2 separate regions of the Homo sapiens genome follow, and region 2 is linked to region 1. The links are chromatin contacts, found by Hi-C or POLR2A ChIA-PET in ENCODE. All regions are on one chromosome and are shown on one strand. The core of a region is the stretch at or near the end of the contact, and the rest is flanking DNA. Distances in the headings are between cores, read along the strand shown. Region 1 has its middle 400 kb from the start of LINC01170. Region 2 holds the start of PHAX (phosphorylated adaptor for RNA export).

Evidence for each region. Hi-C counts contacts between places; a loop is a spot of excess contacts on that map. ChIA-PET counts read pairs that join two places held with the same protein, here RNA polymerase II (POLR2A). Pooled maps may share reads with other maps.
Region 2: a map of OCI-LY7 shows a loop between it and region 1 (7-fold over the local background). The contact joins the promoter of PHAX here to the enhancer-like site in region 1. A Hi-C loop is called at or near these places in 1 of 168 maps with a recorded cell type or tissue (OCI-LY7) and 3 of 50 pooled maps. POLR2A ChIA-PET finds 5 or more read pairs at or near these places in 1 of 52 experiments (B cell).

The regions. Positions count from the first base shown.
Region 1 is chr5:124,033,762-124,037,105 of GRCh38, reverse strand. No RefSeq gene overlaps it. Among named protein-coding and RNA genes, the nearest start is that of LINC01170, 400 kb to the left of the region's middle. RefSeq lists an enhancer at 1,768-1,817. Within about 2 kb of position 2,010, at least 2 of the 41 ENCODE cell types and tissues checked have a DNase peak (open chromatin) inside an H3K27ac peak, as active enhancers do; they include B cell and OCI-LY7, where a contact is called at or near this core.
Region 2 is chr5:126,599,649-126,602,576 of GRCh38, reverse strand. It overlaps PHAX (phosphorylated adaptor for RNA export), which reads right to left and starts at 1,630. Exons shown (of 5, transcript NM_032177.4): 1 at 1,519-1,630. The coding sequence starts at 1,614. RefSeq lists enhancers at 2-850, 851-1,698, 1,699-2,548 and silencers at 1,213-1,462, 1,583-1,792.

The DNA of each region.
Region 1 (3,344 bases), core at 761-3,260:
TGGTGTACATTTTAGATAAGTCACTTAGCTGAGTTCTTTTATTGGTCTTGGGATCTATTTCATTGCTCACTACAAATTCCAAGGTGGTTTTAATATGATTTATGTATCTGTTACATTGGAGGTTAACAGCCTCCTAAATTAAATTACTCTTGCCTTACACTGAAAGGAAAAAAAAAGACTCCTTTTAGGTAAAATTGCATTTCCTTTAAGTGAAATAACTCATTTACAGGTTTTGTTTTTCAAGTAGGTTTTTGTTTCTACAAGTTTCCAACACTGTAGAAACAAAGAAAGGTGATCAAAGAAGTATATTCTCTGTAATTTCTTCTAAATATGCCAAAAACATCTCTATTTTTGCCAAAAAAATCTCTATTTTTAGGTGTTATCTAGGGCTTGCCTTAGGCTTAGAGTTTTCTTTATTTCTTTAACAATGGCTTGCAAGACAGAAAGAACTAGTTTAATTTCTTTGAAGAATAATTTTCATAATGGGAAGGTTTTCCCCACAGAAAATTTGGAAAACTCACTCCCAGCAGACATAAGGCTTTTTTAAACAAAAGTTACAAAACTTTGGATAGCTCACTGGGTAGAGGACAAGATAATGAATCTGAAGCTCTTTCTGGGATTTTTATTTTCTTTCTAGAAGACATAGTAACATCACAGATGCTGATGCAAAACCTGGCACCTGAGAGATTACTGAATGTATGTCCAATAAACAAACGTATAATGAGAAAACATTCAGTAAATGAACACCTACAGTTTATCTCTTGCCACTGTCACCTTCTAGGGACCTAGTCTCTTTATTAGGAAAAACAGGTGATAATTCAGAGGACATTCCTGCTGAAATAAAGAATCTCTGATAGACGTGTTGCTGGCTAGTTGCCCTTCCTATGTGCACATGTGATAACCTGTCCTTGTACTTGTCATGGCTGTTTAGCTTCTCTGCTTCACTAGAATATACAGGGAGAAACAGCTTAGGATGTGATACAATACATACATATTGGATGGCATAGTGACCCATCTCTCCTAAAGCTTGTAGTCATAAACTGTGAATTTATTTTTCTATCTTGAAAAATGTACACATTTTTTAGACTTAGTTGAAGACATCATGAATGTGTTTCATAATTAATATAGCTTATTTCATCCATTTTTCACATAGTTATTACACTTTCAATGCTATAATTCTTTTCATCTGATATACTGGGGCACCATATTGAAACTTATTAAGTGGACAGGGGTTAAAGAGAGGGTATGAGATCGAACTTATGGGGACTCCCCATTTCTAGAACTTCCTGAGGGTATTCTCATCTTTTAAATACCCCAAAGCCTATAGCAAAATCAGTGCCCATTAAATATTTGTTGGATTAGTTAATTAATATTTTTTAAAACAGGGTGAAATGGATTACAGAAAAGATTTTTTAAATTGAGGGCAAGGCATCGCTTTAGCAAGGCTTTTCTAGGACTTGTCTTTGTGGATAAAACCCATTTGGTAATTGCTCAGCTCTCTCCTTAATTTCATCTCTAAAGACAGAGTCAGAGTCCTCAGGAATATTATACTGATTATTAATATTTGCTTAAGTATTTCCACTAAATATAAAGTAGATAATGACAGTGGAAATACATGGACATAGTTTTGATTGGTAAATAGAAAATGATTCTGTTATTATTTCCCATGCTAGTAAATTAAATCTATCTTTTGGAGACCAGCTACATCTCTTGCTATGAAAATTTTCTTAGTATTCTTTTTATCAGGGTCGACTTAAAAGGCATTGCCAGATTTCTATGCAGACTAAAATACATACACTGATGTATTTTTCTAATGTGAGTGAACAAGTGAATGCAAAATAGGGAAATTCAGTAACTAACATGATAAAGTGGTGAAACCATGAAAAACACCAGATTGGAAAAAATAGCTGAGCGGGGGTTTTCAGTTCCCTTAACAACCAAGTAGGCAACTTGATTAATGGTGCAGATTGCAGGCAATTCAGTGACCACCTGAATGAACATAAGCAGAGCATAATCACCTGACAAATAGTGGCCCGAACGTTCTGCTTTTGAAATGAGAACTGAGTAAAACTCACATCCTAGCTGAACCAAATCACCCGGCAGCCTCAAATTAGACACGTATAGAAAGAAGTTTTTAAAGTTTCTAAAACATAGTCTAAAATATAGTACTGATTTACATTATCAAAAAGCAAATTAAGAATATGTCTACTTGTAAATAAGGAGTTCAGAGTGGGAAAATAGAGAAATATTCTCATTAGATTATTGCCCTCTTTCCCAGAAATAGATGAAAGACTTCAATTCTACATCAGGATCACTATTTCTATAATCTATAGTTGTTGTTTCTTTTGTTCCATTTTTATGTTCTCAACCATTTATCAACAGCTAAAGAGACCTATTAATCATTTTCTCTAACTGCTACACTTCATAGTGTATCAATTGTAGTCTTGAAATAAAAATAAGATAAATGATTTGGCATGAATTGTGGCCTGATGAACCAAGAACAAAGATCTGACACATGGTAGATCTAAAATTCCTGCCTTATGTTTAAAATGCGCACTTACTAGACTCTTCTGATTTGCCATTTCCTTCCTATTGGCATTCGGAAAGAAGTGCAGATTATAGAATAGGGAAGTTGAATCCAAATTAAATTGCATAGTGCTTGTAAAACGAGAATAAATGTGCCCAGTAACAGTAACACTATTCTTTTTTCTGTCTTTCAGTCTTTCATAAAGGAAGTACCAAATCTTGCCCATACAGGGTACATCACAATTATTATTGATCTTATGTATGAGGCAGGCTTCTCTGCAAGGTTACACAGCACCATGGGATGAATGATAACATTTTACTGAGTGACCAAGGGCTTTTAGTAAAGCCGGTGTTTTGTCTGAGTAAGCCCAGAAAGGAATATGTTAATATAAAAACCTTTAGAAAGATTACTGTTTATAGGTATTAAATGGGCAGTAAAATGATTAGGAGACGTCTAAAAATGTGAAAGAAGAAACATGATGTAGTTAATTTATAATGTTTAACATATGAGAGACTATGTTTTGATCCTGATTTGTGCAGAGGGCCAAACAATTGCCCAATGCAAGTGTAACTTTCTAGTGTACAGACCTGGGTCACAGAGGGCCAAAACAGGGCTGTCATTTTATTATTCCCTTGATATTTTAGTATGCAACTGACAAATACATTTATGACCACTCCCTGCCCTGTACCCACGCATTGTCAGTAATATTGCCAGGAGATTATGACCTTGGTTCTCACTGTGCCCATACAGCTTCAGCATTCTTCCCAACACACTCCTATTTAATCAGGATCAGCATAGGCTTGAGGGATCAATCCCT
Region 2 (2,928 bases), core at 381-2,880, 2.6 Mb before region 1:
TTTGTCTTTGTTAAACTCCTACTACGCTAGAAATGGAAGTTGGGACTATCTATCTTCCTATCTTCAAATAATAATCAGAGATAACACTTACCAGGCATTACTGCACACTGTATGCTCCACAGAATCCTTGCAATAACCCTATCAGTGGTACATCATGCCAATTCCACAGAGGTAGACAAAAAGCAGTGAGGCTAAATAAACCTGCTGTAGGTCACACATCGGTGGCCCCAGGATCTGAACACAGGCAGCCTGGCACCAACGCCCTCTCAAAGAGGTTGCTACCTACCAAGGCAGTCAAGACAAATTCCCGTTTAGAAAGCAGGGAAGCTGGGCCGGGCGCGGTGGCTCGCGCCTGTAGTCCCAGCACTTTGGGAGGCCGAGGCGGGTGGATCACTTGAGGTCGGAAGTTCAAGACCAGCCTGGCCAACATGGAGAACCCCCGTCTCTACTAAAAATACAAAAATTAGGCCGGGCGAGGTGGCTCACGCCTGTAATCCCAACACTTTGGGAGGCCGAGGCGGGCGGATCACCTGAGGTTGGGAGTTCGAGACCAGCCTGACCAACATGGAGAAATCTCGTCTCAACTAAAAATACAAAATTAGCTGGATGTGGCCGGGCGCCGTGGTTCACACCTGTAATCTCAGCACTTTTGGAGGCCGAGGCAGGCCGATCACTTGAGGTCAGGAGTTCGAGACCAGCCTGGGCAACATGGTGAAACCCCGCGTCTACCAAAAATACAAAAATTAACCGGGCGTGGCAGCGGGCGCATGTAATCCCAGCTACTCGGGAGGCTGAGGCAGGAGAATCGCTTGAACCCGGGAGGCGGAGGTTGCAGTGAGCCGAGATCGCGCCACTGCACTCCAGCCTGGGCAACAGCGTGAGACCACCTCAAAACAACAAACAAAATCAGAGAGGCTAATGCAAAAGCCTAGTGCCATGGTACCGCATGACAAAGCTAGGTTCGGTGGAAACATGGAAAACCAGATCTTTGAGTGAGCGATAAACTTCATTCCTGGGCCTCAGTCTCCCTTCGGCTCAGGGAGAAAATGAGCATCACAGGCTGTTTCAGGCTGATGTCCCTAGATGCTACATATTTGGCAAAATCTGCCCCTTTATGGTTACCTAGCGGCGATGGAGTGGGGAAGCCCCAAGTTTAGAAAAGAAAGAGCGGTAGGCGGAGGTGAGACGTCTAAGAGGCCGCCGCAAGCCGGCCTCCAGGAGGCGCCAGGGCTCGCGCGCCCCGCCTCGCAGGGAGCAGCCAGTTCGGGGTTCGCACGGCCAGCCGCTGCCGCTGCCGCCGTCGCCCCTCGCCCCTCGGCCCCCGCAGCCCGGGCTCCGTGAGCCCGCCTGGGGGACGTCTGCTCGCCCCTTCTGCGGCCACTGACCCGACAGCCTGGGCTCCTCGCTCTGGCCCGGGCTCCTAGCTCCCACCCCTCACCCTCACCGCTGCCTGCGCGCTCCCCGGGGCCCAGGCTCCGCGCGCCCAGCCACGATCACCCACCCTCCTTTCACACTCACTGGCAATTGCAGCGGCCTGTCGCTGGGTGCGACCGTCATGTCGGAATCCGAGTCGGAAAGCTGCCCATCTTCCATATCGCCGACCTCCAACGCCATCTTCCCGCGGTGCGCTGCGCTGCACAGCGGCGGGTCAGGAGAGCACTTCCGGCGGGGCAGCCGGAAGGCCCGGCGGCTCGGCTGCTCGGGCGCCCCCGCGCGGAGGCCAGCCTGTCCCAGCGGCCTGAGGCGTCCCATTGCATTCCAACTACCCCGGGAAAATGAATCCCTTGTTCCCCCAACACTTTTCTTCCAAACTTTATTTTCGTGCAAACATAAATATGTCACGTATCGCGGTCGTCTGGGATTCCTCCCTTGGCCGTACATCCTTCCCCTGTATGCTCTGGACAAGCCTCCCCGCTTCTGTTCTTGCTCCTCCACAATCCACTCTACATATTGCTTCCAGGGAAGCCTTTCAAGCTGTATAGTCCGCCCTCTGTATCCACTCCCCATCCACGGATGCCGAACCTGCGGATGGGAAGGACCCACCGTGCACCCCCACATAATGTAAGGGGCTTGAGCATGGCGGATGTTGGTATCTGTGGGGGTCCTGAAAACAATGACCCGCGGATACCTAGGGAGGATTGTACCTTAGCTCGAATCTTCCAAGTGCATCCCTCCCCAAAACAAGGACTGAGTTCTCAGCATGGTGTTTGAAATGTTTGTTTTCCGGTGTCGTAAAGAAATAGCAACATAAATTTAACTTACTGAATAAGGCCATTTTTACTTTCTGCAGAAAGGGTACACTCGCCAGCAGTTTTGCCAGGAGAGTACACTGAACAAAAGGAGACAGGGTCATTTATAACCTGACGTGTTTACCTTACTGCTGTGGCTGGTTTTTATTGGCTGGACCGGACCTCACATTTTGTATTTGTCCCGATTGGCTAGCAACTTAGAACTTTTTAAAAGAGGCAAAGGTAGAGGAGAACAAAGGAAGGAGGAAGTAACTTGTGGAATGCTGAGAAAGATGAAAACACTTTTAAATAAGGAAGAGGAACAGGCTATGACCTAATGCTTGCTTGGACTAGTAAAAGCATGCCAGGGCAAATATTTAGGCTAAATTGTGGGAGCTAAGAACATAAAGTACATTTTTTTTTATTATGGCTAGCAGATATTTAAGAATGTTAGCACAGATCTTTGAATAAATTTTGCTTTTAAGAGAAGTTACTATTTATTCCTAATTAGACGGGGAGGAAAGTTTTTGAAGAGGAACCTCTGTTTTACTTTGCCACATGGCAAACAAGGTCATGTGGACTGGGCATCTGGTCACTGGTCCTAGTGTGTCCCCCTGCCTAACCGCTGGCGCGCTGAACCTGTTGTTCCTCAGGCCAGGCCTCTGCATTTGCTGTTCACTCGGCCTGAGAGGCCCTTCCC